Linked DNA regions of Homo sapiens: region 2 is linked to region 1. Evidence: chromatin loops called from intact Hi-C (ENCODE). Cell type or tissue: endothelial cell of umbilical vein. All regions are shown on one strand. Each heading gives the region's core, and the rest is flanking DNA. Links, peaks and the distances in the headings are about the cores only.

The links. A loop is a pair of places that touch in the nucleus more often than their neighbours do. Peaks named below come from ENCODE experiments on the same cell type or tissue, not always from the same donor. Only the 100,000 strongest peaks of a DNase experiment are listed, where the experiment ranks them.
Region 2: a loop joins it to region 1, with 2.9 times the contacts of the local background. A loop is called at or near these places in 2 of 110 quality-filtered maps.

What each region holds. Positions count from the first base shown.
Region 1 is chr6:93,673,334-93,683,684 of GRCh38, forward strand. No RefSeq gene overlaps it. Among named protein-coding and RNA genes, the nearest start is that of TSG1, 28 kb to the right of the region's middle. In endothelial cell of umbilical vein, for the core only: no CTCF peak of the experiment used is centred there; no DNase peak of the experiment used is centred there; H3K27ac peaks cover 649 bases.
Region 2 is chr6:93,780,483-93,790,833 of GRCh38, forward strand. LOC124901496 (a long non-coding RNA gene) reads left to right here and starts at 7,623. Exons shown (of 2, transcript XR_007059928.1): 1 at 7,623-7,678; 2 at 9,619-9,921. RefSeq lists enhancers at 5,786-6,312, 6,313-6,837, 6,838-7,363. In endothelial cell of umbilical vein, for the core only: no CTCF peak of the experiment used is centred there; a DNase peak (open chromatin) is centred at 4,809; H3K27ac peaks cover 291 bases.

The DNA of each region.
Region 1 (10,351 bases), core at 750-8,749:
ATAGATGGATGGGTTTCTACTCCTCCTATCATTTTTAATTGTCATGGAATTACATTTATCCTCCCTAAACCAGTACAATGTATGCTTTTCTTGGTTCAGTTGAAAGGGATGCATCCAAGGAAAGATAAGTTATTCCTTTATCACCAAAACATTTATTAAATGTCTATATTTTTAGGGGGCAGTGCTGAGTGTTATAAATGGGAATTAATTAGGCTAAATTCCTGCCTGTATCTCTATTACAACAGAAGATAGACAACAACGATGCAGGAATTTTAAGGCCATTCATTCAACATGCGGGATGCGTTCAACATGGGGATGCAAACAGATAAGTTTTTACCATGAACATTTGCATCCTTGAGCACAGTATATTAGTGTACTGGGTGAAAAGGGTGATGCACACCATGTGATTAATTGCCACCCACCAAACATGGTAAGAAAGATCGCGGCCAAAATCCTATGACTTGACAGAGTGCTGTCCAAATGAAAGCATGATAAGAAGGGGTAGGCACAGTGGTTTTTTTTTTTAATCATCCATATCCAATCTCAGAAATTACTAACAGAAAGGGATTTCCAGCTTGCATCTGCTTTACACATTTTAAAAATCCTTTATCTGCTGTGGGGAAAAATGTTAAATAGGGAATAAAGTAGTTATTGACAAACATCACAGAGAAGCACACGAGAGTAGTGGATACTTCTCATACTCATAGAGATTTAAGCACATGCTTAGAGAATTATACACATTTTATATATTACATATACTCATCACACCAACATACTATTTACTTTACCTATACTCCCCATCTCTACATGGGAAGATCTTATTAATCTTACCACATCTCTATCTCAAACTCATTCCCTCTTCATCTTTTTCAGGACAATCAAATTAACATAAGTTGTGAATCATTTTGGTCTGGATAATTACAATAACCTCCTAGCCATTTTTTTTTGATTTCCCGTTATTGTATTTCATACAGTATTGCTTCTGAGCAAGAAACTCACTTCAAAACAAAAGAAGTGCAAGAATGGGCTCATGCTCATGGATTTCACTGATTTCACCATGTTCCCCACCAATCTGAAGCAGCTGGCTTGATAGAATGATGGAATGTTCTTTTGAAGACTGAATTACAGCACCAGCTAGGTAATAATACCTTTCAGGGCTGGAGCAAGATTCTCCAGAAGGCTCTGAATCAGTGTCATTATGTGGTACTCTTTCTCTGATAGCCAGGATATATAGGTCTAGGAGTCAAAGAGTGGAAATGGGAGTGGCATCACTTACAATTACCTTTGGTGACCCACTAGCAAAATTTTTGGTTCCTGTTTCTGCAGCTTTAATTTCTGTCAGCCTAGAGGTCTTAGTTCCACAGAAACAAATGCTTCTACCAGGAGACACAACAATGATTTCATTGTGTTGGATGTTAAGACTGCCACCTGGCCATTTTGGGTTCCTCATGCCTTTGAGTCAACAGGCAAGAAGAAAGATGTGGTGTTGGCTGGGATTATTAATCCTGATGACGAAGGGGAAATTGAACTAATCCTCCTCAATAAAGGTAAGGAAGAGTATGTCTGAAATCCAGAAGATTCCTTAGTGTGTCTCCTAGTATTAACATACCCTATAATTAAAGTCAATGGAAAACTATGACAATCCAATTCTGGCAGAACTGCAAATGGCCCAGACCTTTCAGGAATGAAGGGTTAAGTCACCCTATCAGGTAAAGAACCATCAACAGGTAAAGAACCAAAGTATATATATTTTTCTCCTTGTAGGGTAGAAAAAAAGACACCCCTTTGAACATGATTTTCTTTGAACATTCATTAAGTATCAGTATATTACAAGCCAAAAAATTCCTTAGCCTTTATTTATTTCATTTGGCATCTAACCTCATTGTGACATAAATTATGGTTTGACAGAAGATCCAACCAAGTTATTGTACGTTTTAGATAGGTATTTTAGGATAATGGTTCATAAAATAATCATTGGTATCAACTACTCTGAGCTGAGCATTTAAAAATTCTTGGTACAAAAGTTCTAAGTGATCATATCCATTCTGCACCTTAGGGGAAGTAATCACAAATTATATTTTGACAATGTATATGTTAGTCAGTATTTTTATTTTCCTGCTATTCAGAAGACTGAATATTCATAGAAATAAATATTTGTGATTATTAGAACCAAATGTAAAATGAACCAATGTTGTTTCTACATTTTTATGTTGAAAATAAACCAGATTTAATTTTCACCCTACGTGAGGTAGGAAAGAAGACACAAATCAATTTTTCGTTCTGAAATGAGACAAAGAGATTCTGGCATTTGTTAGGACTGTCTAAAAGGGAAAAAAAACCTAGATATTTGCTTTAATGGGATAATACTGTGTTTTCATATGTACCACAAAGCTATTTCCATAGCTTTCAGTGGGGGCATATTGTTTTAATTGTTTCTATAGTGACTGCTATGGTTTTGTCTTGGTTCATTCACATTAAGTTGCCAAATCCCTATTTGTGTACATGCACTTGCACTTATAAATATATGCCTGGGATCTGTTAGTGACCTTCCACTGACCAACTCAGCACAAATATCTCTTATCTGAACATTTAGAGCAAAGTTTGGTAAACAGGGCAAAATTCTGGAGGGAAGACATAAATCAAAACTAAAGTAATAAGTTCAAAGACTTGAACTCTTGCTATATATTGTTTTTCAATCTTGGGAGTCATTGAAATGATTACAGAGACCCAAACTATTTGAAATGCATGTCTAAAATCTAACCAGGATGCAACCACATTTGAGTAAAAGGCTATTAAAATGATGAAATCATTACATTGTATCCAAGGATAAAAGACATTGTAAATATTTAGTCTTTCACAGTCACAAACCACTTAAATGAATGAATATAGTCTATTCAATGGTTTATGGTTCCAATAGCCGCCAGGAAATATCAAATTCACATGCTGTCCCAGAACACAAGATTTAGCTTTTGGATTTTTAATTTAGCTAAAAGATGTGTAAAAGCACACAATCATTCAGATCTCTATTGGCTCCACATCTATGTAAAATTATATACAAACAATGTTTAAGCTAGCATTGGCAATCACATTGGCTAACTAACGAATGTAATTAATTGTATTTTTTTAATTTTAATTTTAATTTTTTTTTTTTTTTTAGGGAGAAACAGAAATAATGAAGGATGAAAATTTGGAGAGGCACTGTTTTTAGTAATAGTCTTACATATGAGGTAAGGCTTAAAGTTGCCAAAATGGAATCTGGAAATAAAAATCCATCAGCCTTATGTCTAAAGTAAATCATAATTGTTCTGAAAATGATTAACGCTGGGTGACAGCCAATGCTCCTTTGATAAAATAGTACTTAGTCTGATTCTACAATTGAGTAGACAGGAAATGGCTCACCTTTTGGTAATGAATTAACTCTTTCATACAGGGCTATAGTAATTCCAAAACATAGGTTACAAAAATGGCTCAGATGCCAGGAAATTAAACAGAGTTTCCCAGGATAGCAGACAATTGTTTGTTTGTTTTTTCTATTTCAGTCTCACATTCCTCTAAGTTTTGCTTTTTCTTCTTATGAGCATATTTGGCAAACCATGTACCTATTGTTCAAGGAGCTTCCTACAATTTCTTTGCTGATTTGACTGCATCAGAGTAGAAGTTAGTAAATAACAACATGACAGTACTATTCAGTGACTTTTTACTTTGCAAATTACACAAAATATTTTTAATAACTTTGTAATAAGGTGGGATCCAGGCAGATCAAATTCTCATAATTTGTCAAAGGTAGCCATTAAAATTGTAATAGTTTATTGGAATTTCTTGATTCCTGGAGTGCAAAAAACTATTAAGCTGAGTCTCTGTCATCATATAGTGTATTTAAATGCTTCTTTTAGACAATTCTTTGCATTCCACACCACACTTCCTGTATGCAATATTGCCAAGCTCAGGCTCTTTCTTCCCATGGGCATAACTTAAATGCATCTAGAAAATGATTTGAACTGTAGAGTGCATATCATTTTAAACTGGAGAGAAGAATAAAGCCTTGGAGACAGCACAGTATGTGGTTGTAGTAGTCCAAGGTAAAAATGACCTAAGTGTCAACGAGGGATTTGAATGCTAGACTAGCGTGGTTATTAATGGACAAATACTCTTTCCTCAACGAAGGAACTGCTTCTATTCCTTGTGGTTATGGGAATAGGAAATGGAAAGAGACAACACTTTACTGGCAGACACATTACTGACCCTGCAGAGGCAGCAAGAAAAATGAGCAGAGAAAGCTTCAGAGAAGAGAGTCCTGCCAAGCAGAATAATTGCTGCAAGAAGTACAGGATTCCTTGGACATGGTGGTGACTGGGTTGGATAACCACCTATCAGAGTAGAATGGATCAACCAAAGGGTTGTTGAATCAAATCATCCTAGAATGTTGAAATCACTGGGAAAGAAGCAAAGGCATCCTGATTCCTGTCATTTCTGAGTCATGGGTATTTGAGGGAGCCAACCTCTCACTGCACTTGGGATACACATTGACAGCGATTTGCTAGCCATAAATCTGGCATGATCTTGAATTCAAATATTCATTCTGTAATCAGAAAATGTCTTGATGTTTTGCTTTCATAAGTATGGCTATGAAAATAATATATTAATAAAATGCAGTTTTTAGACCAGTATAATTCTTCAAGACAGTGCCTAAAATAAATAAAATGGTTAGGAGGTTTTTAAATTACAGATTTTAGCAAATATATTTAAGTTAGAAAAAAACAAATATTAAACGTATGTTTTTAGATTTAATATTTAGTTTATTTCTCATCTCAACTTTGCTTACTTATAACAGTAACCAAATTTTATGAAAAAAACATATTTGGAACTAGGTTCAATACAATCTAATGCATAAAAGACATGAAGGAGAAATAAATAGTGGAAGAACATAAATAAAAATAATTAAATAAGAAAGCAAGCCATGCTATTGCAGGCTAAATAATACCTAGAGATGGTCCCCCCTTAAAAAAGGATACTTTGTTTTTCCTCCTCTCTCTTTCATTATGATATAGGGAATCTAGAGCATAGTTTACTCTGGAAACAAAGACAAAATTAAAGGAGTCAGACAGAGGGAAAACCAGTACTCACCTCTGCTACTTTGAACTTGAGAGATAAGTGGAAAGTTTCTGAAAAAAGATGACTTTTATAGAACTGTGTTTTTGAGGTGCTTAAAATTCTTTCACTAGTGATGCATTCTTCCACTTGTGATATATTATTAAATTCTAGAACAGAAATTTATCAAGGCTTTTTGGGTCCTCAAGAAACAATTTATATAAATGAAACTGCCCCTGGAAGGATCATAACATAATCAGCAGACACTTGGCCAGTTTTCTTTATAATAATGTTAGAAAATCTTTGCTTGCTGGTAAGAAAAAATAAGATAGTCTTCTAAGAAGCTGTGACTAAAGGAAATTAGGTACCTGAATTGGGAAGAAATGAAAATAGAAAGGTATCAGAGATGGGCTTTCCCTGGATCTATGCCTTTTCTGCAGTTTGCTTCACTCTACGTACAAAGGGGTCCAGCTCTAGCTGTTCTTCCCTAATGATATTATTGGCAGTCAGCTGAATGTCTGCACAGAGAATGTCACAGTCACGGCAGGATTTTTTCTGTATTGAAAAAGCAGAAACCAACTTCTTGGCACTCCATCAGAAGAGATGTGATTTCCTAACTAAAGCAGAATGCTCAATCAGAACAGTTTTTGGAACTTTTCCCTCTGCCATGGAACCTGGTGAATGGTTTGTGTTTTTCCAAAATTACTTGAAATTTAGCTGCTAGGAGGCTGTGCCGACCGTTCCAATTTTTCTTTCAATTTTGCATTTTATTGGATGCTTCCCTCAAGTCTTCCAGCATAGTTCAGTCATTAGTCAGAGCTGGAAGATTTATTATTTACTTTGACAGTCACCAGCCTATTTTGTCAAACCATACACATTACTGCTCCATTTGACAGGTGTTACTCTTAAAATCCTTCAGTTTATTTTCCCCCTTTGTGTGAGGCTTCTATGTCTACTGTCTTGTTTACTTTCCCAAAGGAAGCACAATATGTTTTCTGGTTGATAAAAGCTTGGTTTTGTTGCTACTTTTCAGTGACAGATTAAGCAGCCATTGGTCAAAAACTTTTTTCTTGATTTAATCTAAATTTTGGTGACGTGCTTACACTAGGAACCATTAGGAAATAAAATAAAACAAAAGAAAGAATAGTGAATTCAGTGTAAGTAGAGGCAGAAAAACATTGCCATTTTACCTGCAATGTACATATTGCAGGGTATATCAAAGTTAGAATTTCTTTACTCTAAAAGAGCTCTAAGGTTAATGTATATTACAAACTGTCATATAAGAAAATACAGGGAGCTATGATGACATAGAAGAGAGCACTACCCAGATTAGAAAAGTCAGGTAGGTCTTCCTGGAGAAGATGACAGCTAAATTGATTTGTAAAGATAAATAGTAATGCAGAGAAAAGGAGATGACAGGATGGGCATTCTATGTGGATGCCAATATAGGAAGGATGGTGAATTTGATTTGAATATATTGCTTATAACATATCACGAAAACATTTGTAGATATATATATGTATATTTTTTTCTGATGTTTGTGACTCATCTCTGTTACCCATTTAGTTATCTAACTTCCTTTTCTGCTTGAATGTTATCTCTTCAGGAAGCCTTCTCTGACCACCCAATGTAAATACTTCTTTACCACTTCCTTGGTAGCTCTTCATCTTTAAGCCTTGCTTCATGTTTTTCTTTTCTTTCCTTTTTTTTATTTTGTTTGTTTGTTTTTTTTTTTTTTTGAGATGGACTCTTGCTCTGTCACCAGGCTGGAGTGGTGCAGTGGTGCGATCTCGGTTCACTGTGACCTCCACTTCCCAGGGTCAAGCAATTCTCCTGCCTCAGCCTCCCGAGTAGCTGGGATTACAGGCACGTGCCACCATGCCCAGCTAATTTTTCTATTTTTAGTAGAGATGGGGTTTCACCATGTTGGTCAGGCTGGTCTCGATCTCGTGACCTCGTGATCCACCTGCCTCGGCCTCTCAAAGTGCTGGGATTACAGGCATGAGCCACCGTGCCTGGCCCTTTTCTTTTCTTTTCTTTTCTTTTCTTTTCTTTTCTTTTCTTTTCTTTTCTTCTTTTCTTTTCTTTTCTTTTCTTTCTTTCCTTTTGAGACAGAGTCTTGCTCTGTGGCCAGGCTGGTGTGCAGTGGCATGATCTTGGCTCACTTTAACCTCCTACGTCTCCCAGGTTCGAGCGATTCTCCTGCCTCAGCCTCCCAAGTAGCTGGGACTACAGGCACATGCCACCACGCCCAGCTAATTTTTGTAGTTTTATTAGAGACGTGGTTTCACCACGTTGGCCAGGATGGTCTTGATCTCTTGATCTCGTGATCCGCCGCCTCGGCCTCCCAAGTGCTGGGATTACAAGCGTGAGCCACTGTCCCCAGCCTGCTTTATGTTTCTTATGGGAATGTTTCATTGTCTGTCAGGAAGGAAAACAAATATTTAATAAATTAATTGTTGTTAGTCCCCTTCTGTTTCTTAGCTATACTGTGCAACACACTACTTTAATACTTAGTGGCTTAAAATGCAACCAGCTTATTAGTCATGATTCTGTTTTCCAAGAATGAGAGCAAGGCTTGTCAGGGATGGCTCGTCTGTGCTCTGTGATCTTGGCTGCATTCACTCATTCAGGTGATAGTTGGGGTAGAGGATCAAAGGTGACCTTACTCACATGTCAGGAACCATGGTGCTGGGCTGCTGCTGGGGTCCTTTTATTCACATGGCCACTTTCTCCAAGTGGATAGCCTAGACTTCTTTTCTAGAAGCCTTAGGATAGCAAAAGAATGAAATAATCAGCGGCTATGTCTCTTAAAGTCTAGGCCCTGAACAAGGACAATTTCACTTCCACCACATGGTTAAATCAAATCTAAAGTCAATCCAGATTGAAGGAGAAGATAAATAAATTCCGTTTTTTTTTTTAACATGAGGAGTAGCATGTACCTACAGGCAAGGGAGGGATTGTTACAGCCATTTTTGCTAGCTATTCCCCATACTCTCTAGAATTCAAACTGCTCAAGGACATAATCTAGTTGTTTGGAATCAAGAATATAGTTGCTCATTTATTGACTTTTCATCGTGTCCACATTGAAGGACAATTAAGTACCATATTCACATCTCCAGTCCTGATTTATTTTTTACTGTGACAGGTTCTTGCTCTGTCTCTCAGGCTGGAGTGCAGTGGCACAATCCTGACTCACTGCAACTTCAACCTCCTAGGCTCAAGCCATCCTTCACCACAACCTCCCAAGAAGCTGGGAAGCTGAGAGAGAATACAGGCGTGTGCCACCATACTTGGCTAATTTAAATTCTTTTTCTTTTTTTCTTTTCTTTTCTTTTCTTTTTTTTTTCTTTTTTTCTTTTTTTTTTTTTTTTGAGAGACAGGGTCTCACTGTGTTGCCTAGGCTGGTCTCAAATTCTTGGGTTCAAGTGATTCTCCCACCTTGGTCTCTCAAAGTACTGGAACTACATGCATGAGCCACCGTGGTTGGCCCTCAATATATTTTTAAATTGGAATTTTAAAAAATGGTCTCTGTTTATTGGACATTTATATTTATATGCCCTAGCATTGCTTCAGAAACAATAACAATAAATTCATCTTTCCTCCTATTTTATTTTTTTCTCCCAATTTTTCTACTCTGTAAATGGTATTCTTTAAGACTTATATCATCACCAAGGATTTAAAATGTGAAGTTACTTTTCTCTCTCTCTCTCTCTGTCTCTCTCTGTCTCTTGTTTTTGCAATCAGATGGACCCAAAATCATATTTGAAAATTGGTTCTACTATGTACTGACAATGTGGAATTGAGCAAATCACTTAACCTTTCTGATCCTGTTTATTCTTCATTTAAAATTGATATGATATCCTCATCTCAGGGTTGTTTCAGAAATTAGTTAAAAGAAAACTTTGTAGACAGCCTGAATAAGATATTAAGCACTCACTAAATGTAAATTTCCAACTTTAGAAAGTTTTTTCTAGTGATTATATTATCCATGTGCTATTATTAACATTTTATGTATATACTATGTTTTTACAACAAAAGAGTAAACTCCTTGAAGACAATGACTCCAGAATTCTTAGGGTAGGGTCCTACATACTTAGAATTTGGAGCATGATAAGCTCTGTCAAATGAGTCACACTAACATCAATTAAAAAGCATGAACACCATTTTGTGGGGGAGAGTAAACATAAACTCACTGCTTTGTTGAAAATTAGGCAATGTATATTGTCATTTTTATCGTTGTTAGTTTGCATTCTACATTATGCTGTGTTCTCTATAAAGCAAATTCTGTTTTAAAAGAAAAGTCTGTAAGGAAATAAGAGGCCTGGTGTAAAGGGAACTACTGATTTTGACAGTCAGAGGGGAGTTTTTAAGACCTACTACCAGATGTTGGAGTGATTTTGGTAATCACATCCCTTTTAGTTTTGCATGAAGATCTTTATACCTCCTTTTTAAAAGTTCAATAATATTGCAGCAATACATTTTTTAAGCAAATATATTTTAGAGACCAAATGTTTTTTTTTCTCTCTGAAATATGATTATTTCAATTACTAGTAGCAACAATTAATCACTGACTGATTCATCAGCCTGCAGCTGGGATTATAGAGCTGACTTCCTTTTTTTATTCCTGTTCTACTCTGCTCAGCAGGGATTGAGTGATAGCAAACTAATAACCTTTCCCTACCCTTAGTACTTTTTCTTAATACTATCAAAGAAGAAAATTTTAAATATTTTCCCAAAGTTCATTTTTACCCCACACAACTCATTTTTGTTAAGCTTTACTAAGATATACTTGACAAATATTTTATATATGTATATAACAATGTAATGTTTTGATATACATATACATTATCAAATAATTTCCATAATCAAGCTAATTAACATATCCATCTACTTATGATGTAGTGAATTTCAAGTATACATTACTATTAACCTTAGTCATCATGCTGTACATTAGGATCCAGAAATCATTTATCTTATCATTGCAATTGTATACTTTTTGTAACTGTATATCCCCATTATCCCCATTTCCCCCACCTCAATCACCATTTTGCAATTATATATCCCCAATATATTCCCATTTCCCCCACCTGAATCCCTGGTACCCAACCTTCTACTCTGTTTTTATAAGTTCAACTTTTTTAGATTCCACATATAAGTGAAATCATGCAGTATTTGTTTTTCTGTGTCTAACGTATTTCACTTAGCATAATGTCTTCCAGGTTCATCCATGTTGTTGCAAATGACAGAATTTCTTTCTCTT
Region 2 (10,351 bases), core at 1,421-9,420, 110 kb after region 1:
CTAACAAATGTCTTCTTTGTGCTAGATTTTGTTGAGGTTTCTTGGAGTTTCAGCAGTGAACAAAATAAATGAAGCTTTGCTCATGGGGACACACCCCACACATAAAACACCTGTCTCTAATTCCAGATTAGATGATGAGATGACCGTTTTGTATACATCATTTATATCCTCAATTAGCTAGTAAGTTATCCTATTCATTGAAGGTGCTCAAAATTTTGCTTTAAAAATGAATTAATTACTGATGTCTTTGACAAAGAGAGTCAGTATACCTGAGTGTAAAGTGATCAGCCAAAAATATTTTTAAATGCATACTTAATTATAAATAAAATACATTAAAATCTATATTGGGACATTAATTATATAACATTTAGATAGGACATCTCTACAGGCATTAATTACTTTGCTTATTTTTCTGCCTACAATTTAAATAAGATTTGTAATAATATACACAGAAACACTAATATTGTACTTTTACCAGAAATTTAATATTGAATTTTTTATATATAAAATGGAAAATCTTGCCCATGTGACTCATACATCGTGCCTGTGACTTTAATGCCTTTAACAAGACAGCCTAATGGCCCATTATTGTTTTTAACAGGCCACCTTAAAATAACCTTTCAGCAAATTTTCTGACATATTTTATCTTAGCCTCCATTTATTTCATTTATATTGACCCTAGTCTCTTTAAAATTGCTGGTTTTTGAGAAACATTGGAGTAAGCACAGCATTTCTGCAAAGACTTTCGGATTCTTCCAGTAATGTCACATTGATGCTGCTTAGTTTTATGGCTAGCAATCTACTCTTCTTTTGGAATCTGTCAGGATCAGAAAAATGCACATTAATCATTTACTATAGGAGCATGTACTGCTCCAAATGTCCCCCATTTCAAGATGGCAATTGGGCACTTGTCAGGAATTACCCACAGCCACACAAGTGGGGAATTGGCTGTGTAGTGTTAACCGTGGACAGCACCTTCTCCTGTAGATAATGTTCTTAGAGACCTAAGGATGGACCTCCATAAGTTGTCATAGGAATACAGGGCTGCCATATAAATGTTCTTTGCCATTGACATACTATAGGGACTGTTTAACTTTCAGATTGAGTTTCAGCCATGGGACAGCTCCAAAGGAGCAATATAGCTTTCAAAGAGTCTTTGGGGGTGGGAGCAACACCATCTCTAAAAGACTTTTTCAGATTAGAGTTAGGTCTAGTAGTTGAGAAATCCAGGAAGATTATGATTCCAAACTAGACAAGTGGTGGTGTGGGAATTTGGGGAGACATTTAGTTGGTTTCTCCCTCAAAGATGTAAAAACACCTTTTTGACTGTTTGACATTATGTGAAGATATGTGGTCCCAGGAAGTCATTAAACAGAAGCCTTCTGGAATAATTTTTACTAACTGAGTATCTTTACATTGCTATTACCTTACAGGCTGCAATATCTTCTCTAAGATTCTGGCCTACATTCAGAACCATTTAATTCATCTCCCTTCTTTTGCAGGCAACTCTTCCTCGTTGCTCTAGGAAATGCAAAACCCAGTGTCAGCTATTTAGAAGGCAAATATTATTTTCCTGTAATATATGAAAACTGACTCATTCTTTCTTAGCAAACAAGACAGCCAAACTACCCAGGAAAAATATGCATGATGTTTCTGACTTAATCCTAGATCATTTTGTTGCTGAAAATATATGATTTTTTATTCTTTAAGTTTTGACCCCTGTTATCCCTTAGATGACTAGGTTATTTATAGCGTAACTGCTATCCACACATCTAGATATGCTTCAGATTGAAGGAGAGAGAAAAAAGAGACTTAACACATCTATTTATTTCATTCTATCTAGTCACATTTCATCCATATCAATTTCATTCTCTTCAGCAGCAAGAGTTTAAAACTGGAATGTAAAGGCTTAATATGTAGTAAAAGATAAATTACAATATGAGGTAGTAATAAGTATCAAATTAAAATATTAAATAAAATCATGAAGGGTTTTGTCATTTGAATTCAGTATTTTAAAATATGCACATGGGTAAAATCTGAAAGGTAAGATAAAAAATAGTCATTAAAAATAGTGGAAAGTGGAGTCTTTAAAAATTCTTTTAAATAATTATTTCATCACATTTTCAATTAAAAGGATCAAAAGAGTAGTTTAAATGTTATATCCAATGTGTATGTGCAATGCCAACATACAGCAGGTGCTCATAAATTTTGTTGAATAAGTGAATATGTGAATGGCTGAATAAATAAATAGATAAATGGAGGAAATGGAGATAGCTCAGGAAAAGTTGCTGTCGGCTGGATTGCATGCAGAAACAAATCTAGAACTTGAATGCAATAAACCTGAAGAAAAGATACAAAAGGGAGGGTGTTATATGAATATTTAGCACGTGGAGATAAGGATAAAGATGACATCTTCAGCAACTTAGGTTAGGAAAATAGGAAAGCGTTTGTTAAGTATGTAAATGATGTTCTGAAAGTGATATTCAGGGAAAATTAACTTGGCATAGTAAGAATCTAAACTGGTAGAAACTTTCTATAAAATAATTTGATAAAACATATTAAAACCTCTTTACCTGGCAATCCAAATTTAGAAATGTTTCCTAAGGAGGTAATTGAACATATATACAAGTATATGATTAAAGATATTCAATTGAATATTTTTAAGGAAAAAAAAAGAAAATGGAAGAAACCAAATAGATATAAAGAAACTAAAGGTTGAATAAAATATGATTCATCCATAAAATGTGTGATTAATTTATTGAGGTGGAAATAGTGCTCATAGTTTTTCATATAGTTGGTGGAGAAAGAACTACTTATAGGGAGGATTTATTAAATTATTTATATTAAAATATATAGATTTCTGTTTTTTCACCTTTTTTCACAATAGTGCAATATGACATTTTTATGGCATTCAATGATTTCCTTACTTTGATGTGAAACTACATTTCTAAGCACCTATCTATCATTAGTCTATCTATCTATCTATCTATCTATCTATCTATCTATCTATCTATCTATCATCTGCCTATCTACAGGCTCCAGTTAGGAAGCATCCATTTCTCCCTAAATACAAATTTCTCTTTATTATTCCAGCAGTGCTGCTCAGTTTCCTCCAGTATGATTAGCTATCTTAAGTATTCACCCTGTATTTATTTGAAAAGGTTCTGTTGAAGGCATCCTTGACCTTTTAGGCCAGACATATATTTCTTCTCAAACTTCTAAGGCATTTGACCATAAGAGAATCCTGATCATCAGTAAGACATGAATTTGAATCTCAATCCCATAACTGAATTATACTTTCTGAATCTTAAGCCCGTCATCTTTAAAATGGGACTATTAGATACTACTTCACAGAGTTGTATAGATAATGTGTGTAGAGCACTCAGAGTAGTACCTACATTTGATTAAGGGCTCTATACTTGTGAGTTCTTCCTCCAGGCACTCTGTTGATATGGTGGTTCTCTAATTGCACTGAATAGATTTTAATGATGAATAATCTAAATCATTTTATTCCTTGTAGTGTGAGGCAGTGCCATGTATCCAGCAGTCATTCAGTAAAGATTTGTTGACACTGTGAATATAAATTCATCATAAGGGAATTTTGAAACAACTTTTAAATATCCTGCTGGGAGACATACATAAAATGGGACATTTCCCAGAATACACATGGCTTACTCTTTCTAGATGTCTTCATCCCTCTAAAATAACAACAACAAAAATGGCTGTTAATGCTATGGGCAACACAGAACAGGACTCTTGGTAAAGTGCACTTTAGTGATTTTTCAGTTGGTCACCTACTCATCTAGTTAATGGTGTGAACCACGGAAAAAGCAGGAACGAAGCTCACAAAATGTGACAGAAGTCTAAAAAAGTTATGTGCTTTACCACGATTGTGAAAGTAGCTTATGTTTTACAAAATGTGATTTCTTAGTTAGCTAAAAGATGCCTTCTTGGCCAAAGGGAGGTGTGGTTGGGGAGATGACTGTGGGGGATTTTTTTCATATGTTTTTCATATGTTTTTCATATGCTCAGGAGTATCCTCTATGGCTAGCAAGTAGGCAAGCAGTAGAACAAGCAAACAAACAAAACTCCCTGAGAGAAGGGAAGTAGAATGTTTCTAGTAAATTTCCTATTAATTATACACCTAGGGACATTTCAGACCAAAGCAGACAACTCTGACCTTGTACATTTATTTTTAAAAATTGACAGTTAATAGTATAACAGTGCAATACTGCAGTCACCAAGGTAAACAAAACAAAACAAAACAAAACTGTTACTCTTTTTAGCCACTTATTTGGCTAAAATGGACCGAATAACAGCTTCAGAGGATAAAACAGGCACTGTGGTATAATGAGTGTGTTAAACAACAACAACAACAAAACAAACAAACAAACAAACAAAAACTGTGTTCAAATCATTTGAGAAACTAACTACAAACTAAATTAGAAAACAACTGCAAGGCCTGGCTTCTGCATTTAAACGATGACAGCTATTGGGCCCTCAGATAAGGAACTAAAAATGAACATTGCAGTATCATTAGTAATTGTAGCATCACATTTCACAAAACAAGGTAAAAAAAAAAATAGGAACTTTTAAATCTCATTGCCCTGAAGTCTCCACTGCAAAGGCATTTGTTTTGCATCATATCCTCATCAAAAAATAAGAAAGAAAAATCAATAGAACTGTCACTGAGTCATCGACACTTCTTAACTGTGTTCCCTTCCAACAGATGCAGCATCTGCTGTTGTTTCTGATTCTGCACTCTTGCTTGCCTCAGGAGTGATGGTATTTACTAGTAACTGTAGGAATCCGAGCAGGATCTGACTCAGTGTCACAGAGGCCAATATATCATGCACCCCGTCGGTAAGGAGAAACTGCCAAATAAATGTTCTTAATTCACAATGGACAGATTATGAAACTGAAACACAAGCACTAGCACAGAAGCTGTGTAGGAGGAAAAGGGAGAAAGGAATGAGAAACAGAAAGAGAAAGAAAATGGCAGATGTAAATTTTATTCGTTTTTACGGTTCATGGTGCTGGGTTTTGAAAAACCAGTAACAATCTGAATACGGTAGCCATATTTTTACCAGTGTTTAAGGTCCATGTTTCACTTGGAGGTGAAGGGAGTCTACTTTGAATTCTGGAATAAGAAGGCTGTCACTATTTCAATCTTTTATTCTTTTCCTCTTTCTTCCCTCCTTCTTTCTTTTTTCCTTCCTTTCTTCCATCCCCTCTCTCCTTCCCTTTCTCCCTTCCTTCCTTTTCCAAATTATATAATCCCTAAAACAATTTTTGGCTAAATCTTTTAATGTTTTCCCCATTATGTACCGCTGTGTGTGTGTGTGTGTATGTGTGCGTGTGCAGGTTCACCATTAAGACAACATCATTTTCTAAACTGTGTCTGTCCATTTTAAATCCTGCCCCTGAGGTTTTTTTTCTTTTTTTTTTAACAGAAATTTACTTTTTTACTGTTTACCTATTAAATCATTTAAGATTTTAAAACTGACAGGACATACCTACTTACGATAGTTTTTCACATCTTAATACTTGAGAATTTTTTGTTCTTATTTGTAATTAGGAAAAAAAATTAAAATGTGACTATATCACATTTCCTTGGAATAATTAAAATAACTTTTGGAAAGTGAAAGTGGAAATAGAACAAACATAACCTTCTTGACAATGAGGGAAAAGAATAGTTCACTCTTATTTTACTAAAACAAATTCTTCTTACAGCATAAGTCTTGTAAAATAACAGCAAAATCTGAATACACAGTGCAAAGACTGGCAAGAATTGTTTTGTGTTTCTTGAATCTGGATTGCATAAATATAAATTATGAACTGATTTGATACATAAAATAGAAAGTTATCTTGCTTTAAAGAAATCATTTAAACCATTGCTATTTTCAAAGAATCTTCCAGTCTACATTATATTATGACTATGAAAATAACTTTACATAAAAATAACTTTACAAAAAAATTGGCCTTTAACAAGAAAAAAATATTCAGCAATTCTAAGTGCAAAGCTATTAACTGACTGATATCTGATCCCTGACACAGGATGTCATTCTTAACCCAGTGCCTGGCTGCTCAGCATCCTGTGGGAACCGCAGGCTTCTGAAGATTCCTCTTTACAAATAACAATCAGTGCAGATAGAGGAGACACAAGGAGAGCCAGTTAAATCTTTCACATCATTACCAGCCTCATTGTTTTGCAAATCAGGAGCATAAAGTAGAACACGTGCATGAATCCTCTTACAGGTTTCTGAATGCTAGGGATTTCAAATATGTGAATCCTGGTGATTAACAGTAAATGAATAAGCCGCATGACAAATCATTACCTTTACCAGCTAAGTGGCTAGTTTAAATTAAAGATTACAGGTTATAGTTTGAATTCACCAAGATTTGTCCATCTAAAATGATAAGCCTTTCCTCTATTCATATGTCAGTCCATCATTATTGTGAAGTCTGCCATAGATGATCACTAACTCACTTGAATAGCTCAAAACAGCATTTTTAAAAGTATCCTATTTATAGTAGAGATATGTAGAATAATCCAAAACACTGTCTTCTTCAACATGCTAACCCTCTCTTGGTAAGAAATTCTTCTCAGGATACTTTAATTTCTGCCACAAAGCCGAGTGCCATAACAATAGGATTAAAAGTGATTTAGCCGTATTTTAACGGGCTGCATTTTTTCCCTTTGTAATTTGCTTTTACAAATGTAATTATTCATTTTCTTCAGTAGGTGACTAAGTTGACCATATTTCACTTATAGGTATTTAATATTCTTTTTCTTGTAATGATTTTTCAGTACTATTTTCCACAAATGTCAAAATCCTGAGTTGTTTATTTGAATCCTGAGTTATTGCTCTTATAATGAGAAACTCTAATTATAGAGTGCAGTGAACTAGGCAACAGAGAGCTTGCATGCCAAATATTATTACTAATATCAAGGCATATGAACAACACTAGTCACTACTTTAAAATACATTGCCTACTTCTCAATGTTTGGATAGGGACTGTTGCTTTACTTTTGAGGCATTTGTAGCAAGCTCTAAAGTAAAAAATTCCTCATCCTTATTTTTACTCTGTTCAAACTGATCATTTATCTCAGTTTATGCAAAAAACTCACCTGTAGCTCATTACCCCGTATTTGCTGAACCCTACACTTTCTCACTCAACTAAAACAGGAGCATAGAAAGCAGAGCTGGCACTGACCCTCACCCTCAATTATTCGTGTGGGCAGTTCAATGCCACTCTATTCCCAAACATATTTGTTTGGTATGCATATCCAAGCAATATTAGCTAAAGGGAGTACACAAAGAAGGACACCATTTTTTCCCTCCCACTCCCCATCTGTCGTGGAAAACACACAGGTTTTCCTCCACAGGTTGAAAAGAACCTTATGTCCTTGGAGGACAGACTTACAGTGCATTGCAACAACAGTGTGAACCTTCTTCCTACTCCTCAACCCACAGTCCTGTTTTGAAGGCTGCATTCTGAGAATAGGCTTCACCATGATGCTGTTGGAACATAAGCTACCATGTTAAACAAGCATGGCATGAGGCTGACTAATCCTGGTGAACTGTGTGGTTAAATAGCTGCTCCTTAGAAGCAGTAGTGATTACAAGCCTTGTCCAGCACTACGAATCAGAATGTCTTCCCTCTTCTTTTGAAGGTAGGTGGTGCAAAAGCTACTCCTTACCGGGGCATAGACTAATTTTATTAAATTAATTCATTTAACATATTCAATGTTTTTACTAAATATTTACTGATTTTTAATAATAAAAATTAAATGCAATTTCTATAATAATTGTTAACTTATTGCTTCATCCATGGACTCAATGATCAGAAAAGACACATGATGGATAAAAATGACCTAAATGATGTAGAAATAACTAAGGAAGAACATTGAGGAAAGAGCTGATTCAGTAAGAAAGATGAATTAAAATTTAGGCATACACTTGCTCACATTCTCTCTCTTTCTTTCTTCCTTCCTTCATTTTATTTTTTTATTTTTATTTTTTATTTTGAAACAGTCTCGCTCTGTGGTCAGGTTGGAGTGCGGTGGCGCAATATCGTCTCACTGCAACCTCTGCCTCCGGGATTCAAGCATTTCTCCTGCCTCAGCCTCCTGAGGCAGCTGGGAATACAGGTGTGTGCCACCAGGCCCAGCTAATTTTTGTATTTTTAGTAGAGATGGAGTTTCACCATGTTGGCCAGGATGGTCTCCATCTCCTGACCTCGTGATCCGCCTGCCTTGGTCTCCTAACACATTCTTTTTCTCTCCCTCTCTCTCTCTCTTTCCTCCTCCTGAATAGCACAAGTGATTTAAACATAGTGTGACATGTAAGACAAATCAGATGGTGTCTTCTGATTACAAAGCCAAACCCAAAGTCTTGGATTCTATTCTTGGCTTATTCACAAGAAATTTGTAGAATCTTTCCTTAATTATTTTAAGCCATTTACCCATATTAAAATGGACTCAATGTTCATTTAACAGTTACTCTTTTACTTATAAAAATTATGACCAATTCCATGGTAAGTTCAAGAAAACAGGATGGACATAGTCCTTATGGATCTTACTATCTTTGTATGAATGCATACTTAGCATTAATCAAGAATATACCAAATGGGCCAGGCGCGGTGGCTCACTCCTGTAATCCCAGCACTTTGGGAGGCCGAGGTGAGTGGATCACCTGAGGTCGGGAGTTCGAGATCAGCTTGACTAACATGGAGAAACCTCATCTCTACTAAAAATACAAAATTAGCCAGGCGTGGTGGTGCGTGCCTCTAATCCCAGCTACTCGGGGGGCTGAGGAAGGAGAATCGCTTGAACCCGGGAGGCAGATGTTGCGGTGAGCCGAGATCATGCCATTACACTCCAGCCTGGGCAACAGGAGTGAAACTCCATCTCAAAAAAAAAAAAAAAAAAAAAAAATATATATATATATATATATATATATATATATATATCAAATGATAATACTTGAAATAAAATATAGGCTCATAACTTCCAATAACTAATAATGTGTACTTCATGTAGTTATTAATAATTCTGCTTCAAAACTTAATTAATAAATTTTTAGGTAGTCAATTAAGTGACAAGATTCTACATATAACATTATCTACAATTAAATTTTTTATTATGAAACTTGAAATTAATCTCTAGTTATAAGGACACCATTAAGAAGCATGAGCACATGACTCCCTACTGATTTCACTGGAGAGAAAGACTTGAACATGAGCTCATTGTTGATTCAGTTGCACATAATATCAGCTTATTTATGTACTCAGGGGAATAAAACACATTTCACTTTTCCTTGCCCTACACTAGTAGTGAAATTTTAAGTTCCGAAGAGAGAATTTGAATAATTATTTTATTCTTTCAAAGTGACTTCTATCTGAAAAACTTACACTTTATAAAAACGATGTGTTTCTAGTAAAGCTTTTAAAATCTTATCTTTTTGTAACTAACTATTCATAAATAGCCCTTTATAACTAATATATCATAGCTCTTTGGTACCTCCATGCTTTCTTTGTGGATAAAAACAGTGCTAACTGGTTGGCACTCCCCTTTTGCCAGTCTGAAATCTAAACGGAATTCTCTCCTTATAGCTGTCTGTTAAGAAGATGTGAGTCTTCACCTCAAAGGGCTCTTGAAACGCTGCTAATTACAAGGGGATAATGAGAACTCACCAATGGAGACCACCTCAATTAAACAAAAATCAGTTTATATTGATACAGCAATTAATTATATATGACAGAATAATTGAAGAAGTTTTCCTTGTGTATTCATAGAGAACCTAAACTTATATGAAATTAAGTATTAGTTGTGGAGCATTTAATGAAGATTAAAATGAATTTCAGCTGTAGACTTTATACAAAATTTAAAAAATAAATTAAGTGGTAAGAAAATAATGCAAGTTTTCTGTGATGAGTATTCTTTTATTCAGAGTTGGAGTGGGGACAATTTATATCTCAATTTCATTAGTCTTTTTTAAAAAACAATGTTAATGAAGTATATGGACCAATGCTCACTAACACTTTGGACACATAGAAACCCCAGTGGTTTGTTTGAGTTTGCACAATATAAATTTATGCATCCCAAAGAACTTGTAATACTAATGGCATTTATCAGGTATTGTTTGTAAAGGATATGAATAATAATAATCCATCTGCTATAGTCCCTTTTCAGCAGAGGAATCATACAAATTAATGTTGGCCTGGATATAATCCATTTAGGATGATTCATGAGAGTCATAAAAATGACCTCTCTCTCTTTTTTTAATTCCCAAGCAAGTGTTTTTCCATTAATTATTTTTCTACTTCTTTTTGTAAGGTCCACTTT